Linked DNA regions of Homo sapiens: region 2 is linked to region 1. A link is an interaction called in ENCODE POLR2A ChIA-PET data of the cell type or tissue named here. Cell type or tissue: endothelial cell of umbilical vein. All regions are shown on one strand. Each heading gives the region's core, and the rest is flanking DNA. Links, peaks and the distances in the headings are about the cores only. Region 1 overlaps TAFA3 (TAFA chemokine like family member 3). Region 2 holds the start of LINC01356 (long intergenic non-protein coding RNA 1356).

The links. ChIA-PET counts read pairs that join two places held together with the same protein. Peaks named below come from ENCODE experiments on the same cell type or tissue, not always from the same donor. Only the 100,000 strongest peaks of a DNase experiment are listed, where the experiment ranks them.
Region 2: POLR2A ChIA-PET joins it to region 1 with 5 read pairs; 5 of 35 experiments call an interaction of 5 or more read pairs at or near these places.

The regions. Positions count from the first base shown.
Region 1 is chr1:112,723,494-112,726,400 of GRCh38, reverse strand. It overlaps TAFA3 (TAFA chemokine like family member 3), which reads right to left. Exons shown (of 6, transcript NM_182759.3): 5 at 2,264-2,388. Among named protein-coding and RNA genes, the nearest start is that of TAFA3, 6.0 kb to the right of the region's middle. RefSeq lists a silencer at 2,353-2,557. In endothelial cell of umbilical vein, for the core only: no CTCF peak of the experiment used is centred there; no DNase peak of the experiment used is centred there.
Region 2 is chr1:112,848,291-112,851,197 of GRCh38, reverse strand. LINC01356 (long intergenic non-protein coding RNA 1356) reads left to right here and starts at 555. Exons shown (of 7, transcript NR_103746.1): 1 at 555-1,518; 2 at 2,148-2,244. It overlaps LINC01357 (long intergenic non-protein coding RNA 1357), which reads right to left and starts at 1,341. Exons shown (of 2, transcript NR_189282.1): 1 at 771-1,341. In endothelial cell of umbilical vein, for the core only: no CTCF peak of the experiment used is centred there; a DNase peak (open chromatin) is centred at 1,377; H3K4me3 peaks cover 1,800 bases; H3K27ac peaks cover 1,069 bases.

The sequences.
Region 1 (2,907 bases), core at 159-2,658:
CTTACAGGCCACAAACCCAAACCTATAACATGGTGACAAATGTCACAAGCTCTGTAGTGGGTCTCATTCTCTTCTGATCTTAAATATACTCAGAATGGCTGTCCCTCATCCCTGCCTCCGGATAGAGAGAGGATGCTCTACTTTAGAGCCAAACTTTTTCTTGCTGTAGCTCCTTTTGTTGTGTGCTCTGTGAAAATGGTTGCTCTCTTCAGAAGCCAAAGGCTGCCTTTCCTTCTCTATTTTTTTTTCTTTTTTTCTTTTTTTGAGATGGAGTCTCACTCTGTCGCCCAGACTGGAGTGCAGTGGCATGATCTCTGCTTACCGCAACTTCTGCCTCCTAGGTTCAAGCAATTCTCCTGCCTCAGCCTCCCAAGTAGCTGGGATTACAGGCGTGTGCCATTATGCCCAGCTAATTTTTGTATTTTTAGTAGAGACGGGTTTTCACCATGTTGACCAGGTTGGTCTTGAACTCCTGACCTCTTGATTCACCCACCTCTGTCTCCCAAAGTGCTGGGATTACAGGCATGAGCCACCGCACCCAGCCCTCCTTCTCTATTTTCTTATGTGTTTGCTTGTTTGCTGTGTGTGGTGGGAGGGAAGGAAAGCCAAAGGCAGAACCCTGGCTTGCCCTGCAGTGTCACTCTTCTGTACCAATGGTGACGGCAGAGCAATGCGGCTGATTAGCCATGACACACATGGAGCTGCTAACGAGTTTGATAAAAAATTTAATTACCCCTTGTTCTGTGGAGCAGGCAGCAAACCATGAAAATAATAATCCTCTTGGGTGCTGTGACAGTGGACAGAGAAATCTGACTAGAGGAGGGTAGGTATGAACTGTAGGGAGTCAACAACAGTGGGAATGGGGTGGGGGTGGGGGATGGTCACGGCAGAGGTGAGTGACAGAGTGACTACTGTACCTGGAGCTCAGGTAGAAGTAGCAATTCCTCCCTCAATTATCTTATAATTTTTCCCATTCTCGACTATGTTTTTTTTTTTTTTTTTTTTAATATTTCAACTTTTATTTTAGATTCAGGGATTACATGTGCAGGTTTGTTACATGAGTATATTGCATGACACTGAGGTTTGGAGTGCCATTGATCTCATTACCCATGTAGTAAGCATAGGACCCAATAGGTAGTTTTTCAGCCCTTGCTCCCCTCCCTCTCTCACTGCTCTGGTAGTCACCATCGTCCACTGTTCCCATCTTTATGTCCATGTGTACCCAATGTTTAGCTCTCAGAAGTGAGAACATGTGGTATTTGATTTTCCGTTGCCATGCTAAGTCCCTTAGGATCATGGCCTTCAGCTGCAACCAGGGTGTTACAGAAAACATTATTTTTTTTATGGCTGTGTAGTATTCTATGGTATATAAGTGCCACATTTTCTTTATCCTATTCAATGTTGATTGGCACCTAGACTGATTATATGCCCTTGCTATTATGAATACTGCTTTGATGAACATACAAGTGCATGTGTCTTTTTGGCAAAATGATTTATTTTCCTTTGGGTATATACCAGTAATAGGATGGCTGGGTTGAATGGTAGTTCTGTTTTAAGCTCTTTTTTTTTTTTTTTTTTTTTTTTGCTGCTCTAATATGTTGTTTTTTTTTTTTTAAATTATACTTTACGTTTTAGGGTACATGTGCACATTGTGCAGGTTAGTTACATATGTATACATGTGCCATGCTGGTGCGCTGCACCCACTAACTCGTCATCTAGCATTAGGTATATCTCCCAATGCTACCCCTCCCCCCTCCCCCCACCCCACCACAGTCCCCAGAGTGTGATATTCCCCTTCCTGTGTCCATGTGATCTCATTGTTCAGTTCCCACCTATGAGTGAGAATATGCGGTGTTTGGTTTTTTGTTCTTGCGATAGTTTACTGAGAATGATGATTTCCAATTTCATCCATGTCCCTACAAAGGACATGAACTCATCATTTTTTATGGCTGCATAGTATTCCATGGACTATGTTTTTATAGGCCTGATATTTTCTGGAGGCAAACTAATTCCAGGCAGACAGGAGGAAACCAGCGTATATGGACATCAAGAATCTTCCCAGGACACACTGGATTTCAAGTCCTGACCCCCCTAACTCCAGTCCCCAGTGAGAACAGACCTGAGAGGACTGTCTGTGAATTTCATGGTTCACGATCTCACCTTGGGACACTGACATCCTAGACCTCCAAGGCTCCTGTGCCCCCTTTTCTGCCCTTGGTAGAGAGGGAAGGGGAGGGTGGGATGAGGTGCCCACCCAGGGTACCTTGGTGGTTTTGACTTTGTGTCCACTGCTGCAGCTCCATCCCGACAGGTCCGGGAGCACCTTACACTCCTCCCCCGGCAGGCAGGGCTCCATCTGACACCACCATCTCTGCAGGACGATGGAGGCTGTGGGAGCAGGAGGCGGAGTGCAGCTCTAGGGTCTCTACGAGCACAGTGGGCAGCCAAGAGCAGGTCTGCGAATGAGGTGCACGTTTCCACACACCCCTGGCCTTGAGCCATGCATTTCCCTTGTCTTTCCCCTACTCCAGGCTGCCCAGAGAGGCAGTACTCAGCCTGAGGCCTGGGGACGTAACCCTCTCAACTTTAATCCCACCGATCCCTGCATCTCCCCAGACAGTGACGGGTGAAGGCAGGCAAAAATGTCTCTAAGGTGACCATGTCACTAGCATCGATGCACAACCAGTATACTCCCTCTGTGGTGTGTGAGCAAGGGTGTGAGTCGTCTGGAGGGGTCTACAGACCAGGAGTGCATAGCTGGCATAGCTGGTATGCGCGTGACACAGTGGGCATGTGTATGGGGTGCCAAATGAGTGTTAGGGTAATGAGTGTGGGTGTGAAGGATCACACGTGTCCACATAGGAAAGTGTGAGAGAAGGGCTGAGAAGGAGAGGAGAGTAGGCTGAG
Region 2 (2,907 bases), core at 1-2,500, 120 kb before region 1:
ACACCCTTCTAATTTTTGTATTTTTAGTAGAGGGGGGTTTCGCTATGTTGGCCAGGCTGGTCTTGAATTCCTGACCTCAGGTGATCCACCTGCCTCGGCCTCCCAAAGTGCTGGGATTACAGACATGGGACACCGCGCCCAGCCTCATCCTCCAGTCTCTACCCTTCTTCAATCTCTTGTGAGAATTGAGGGGAAGGGTAAGTGAGGGGGTGAGTCCTGGAAGGGAGGAAGACAGTGAGAGAAGGGCAGGGTCCTGGCAAGCAGTAAGTGCTCAACAGATGTTGGTTAATTTGCGCCTGACTCAGTCTCTCCCATAAACTTGAAAGCTCTTTGAAGGCAGGGGCCTTGCCTCATACTTTTTCAGTATTTCTCAAAAGTCCTGGACATCAGAGACCACCCCATGGTTATTTGATCACTTCAACACACACGTTGGTTATGCGGTCACAGCGGCTATTATGATAAAAACAGGCTCTGGAGTGTGACTTCAAATGCTGGCCGCTGACGAGCTGGGCTGTCTGGAAAATTACTTCACCTCTCTGAGCCTCGGGTGCCTTATTTACAAAATGTTCATGGCAGGGCCCACTTCACAGGGCTGTGAGGATTACAGAGGATAATCTGGGTGAGGCGCATCAGCCCCAGCGCCGCCTGCCACAATTCTATCCGGCCCCACATATGCATCGTCCATAAGCGTCCGGCCCCTGCATTCTCGCTTTTCCACGTGGCCGAGGTGCACACCCCAACCCACTGGGCCAGTCTCCCCGCCCTCTTACCTGCTCTTCTTTCCCGACTCGTCTTTAATACCCACCAGGAGCCAGTCGCCGCGGGCCTGGCTCTGTGGTGGCAAGTTGCATGGGTTCTCCCATCAGGACCTCCCGATGAGCCTACGAGGTCGGTTCTATTACTGTCGCCACTTCAGAGGGAGGAAACAGGCCCGCAGGGTTGGGGAACTTCCCGAGGTCACTGAACTGGTGTCAGGCCCAGATTGGAATCCAAACACATCCCAGCCCATGCCCGGCTCCCCAGCGCCGGCTCCCAGGCGTCTTCCCGGGTGCCAGCGGCACCCGCATCCATTCAAATGCTGCCCAGTCCCCGCTCCTCAGTCGCTTCCCTCTACTACGCGCCCGCATCTCCCCCCGACCCCTCAGGGTCAGGCCTCTCGGTGGCTTTTCCTTTTTCTCTTCCAGAAACTAAGGGGTGAGACCGACGTTTGTGTGCCGGACGCGTGCAGGTGGCGGCGACGCTCCCGGGAGACGCGGGGGGAGAACCAGTCTGTGCGCGCGGCTGTGAGAAGCCCCGACCAAGCTTTCCACGCGCTTGTTTCGGGCAGCAGAGGACGCGAGGGCCGACTGCGTCCCCAGTGCGCAGGCTCGGCCGGGGGCGCGTAATCAGGCAGCCCAGCGGTCCCTTCAAACCGAGGCAGGGAAGCTCTACGTCTTGGGGGCCGCATGGTGCCGAGAGCGCAGACCAGACCCGCCCCGCCTCTCCGTGCCACGCACGCGCTCGGCTCCGCGCTTAATGGTTAGTTGGGTAACAGCCCGCGGTGCCCTAGTTGCCCGGGTGGGGTCGGAGGGACCCTCGCGGGAGGGGAGACCACGTCTCCAGGGGGTGGGAGGCGGCCTCACTGAGGGCTTCGCAGGCAGCTGCGTGACCTCGGAGCGCGGCGCTAGTGGAGGGGCGGCCAGGTGGTGTGGCCACCAGCTCCCGGAGAGGAATGTGGCCAGGTGACCTGGGGTAATCACTTCATCCTCACAGGAAATGCTTTTTTTGTCTGGAAGAATAGTGACTGGGCTGTAAAAACAAATGCCCCTGCCTTCAGGCTCTCTGGGCAAGATATACCCCCTTGGGAGGTGACTGGGGCTGAGCCGAGGTGGGGTTTGTTTTGGGGATTGTGGGGTGCCACCTGTAACCTTCTAATCTTTAAACTCTATTTGTTCCTCTTCCTTTAATTAAACCTGACAAATAATTTTCCCCAGTTCGTGATTCCCGTGACCCATGACTTTGCTCTGCCCATAGAAATTCTCTTCTAATTCCTTCCCCTCCCTGTTCTCTGCTTTGTAGTACGTGAACCTTATTATTATTATTATTATTATTATTATTATTATTATTATTATTATTATTATTGAGACGAGTCTCGCTCTGTCGCCCAGGCTGGAGTGCAGTGGCGCGATCTCGGCTCATCGCAACCTCCATCTCCCGGGTTCAAGCAATTCTCTGCCTCAGCCTCCCGAGTGGCTGGGATTACAGGTGACCACCACCATGCCCGGCTAATTTTTTTGTATTTTTAGTAGAGACGGGGTTTCACCATCTTGGCCAGGCTGGTCTTGAACTCCTGACCTCAGATCCACCCGCCTCGGCCTCCCAAAGTGCTGGGATTACAGGCGTGAGCCACCGCGCCCAGCCGAACCTTGTATTATTTTTGTTTGCTGTCTCCTGTAACAGATTGTAAGTTTCTGTTTTTCTTTCTTTTTTTTTTTTTTTAGACAGAGTTTCGCTCTTATTGCCCAGGCTGCAGTGCAGTGGCGCGATCTTGGCTCACCTCAACCTCCGCCTCCCGGGTTCAAGTGATTCTCCTGCCTCAGGCTCCCGAGTAGCTGGGATTACAAGTGCCTGCCACCACACGCAGCTAATTTTTTGTAGTTTTAGTAGAGATGGGGTTTCACCATGTTAGCCAGGCTGGTCTCGAGCTCCTGACCTCAGGTGATTCAGCCTCCTCGGCCTCCCAAAGTGCTAGGATTATAGTTGTGAAGTGCGGCACCTGGCCCAAGATTGTAAGTTTCTCTAAGGTAGTGAACGTCATTGTAGTTCCCATAACTACATGGTTAACACATGGTTAAACAGAAGTAACAGTGGGCATCTTCAGTTAATTTTGGGATAATTATTGTGACCTGTGGGGTACCCTTCCGTTGT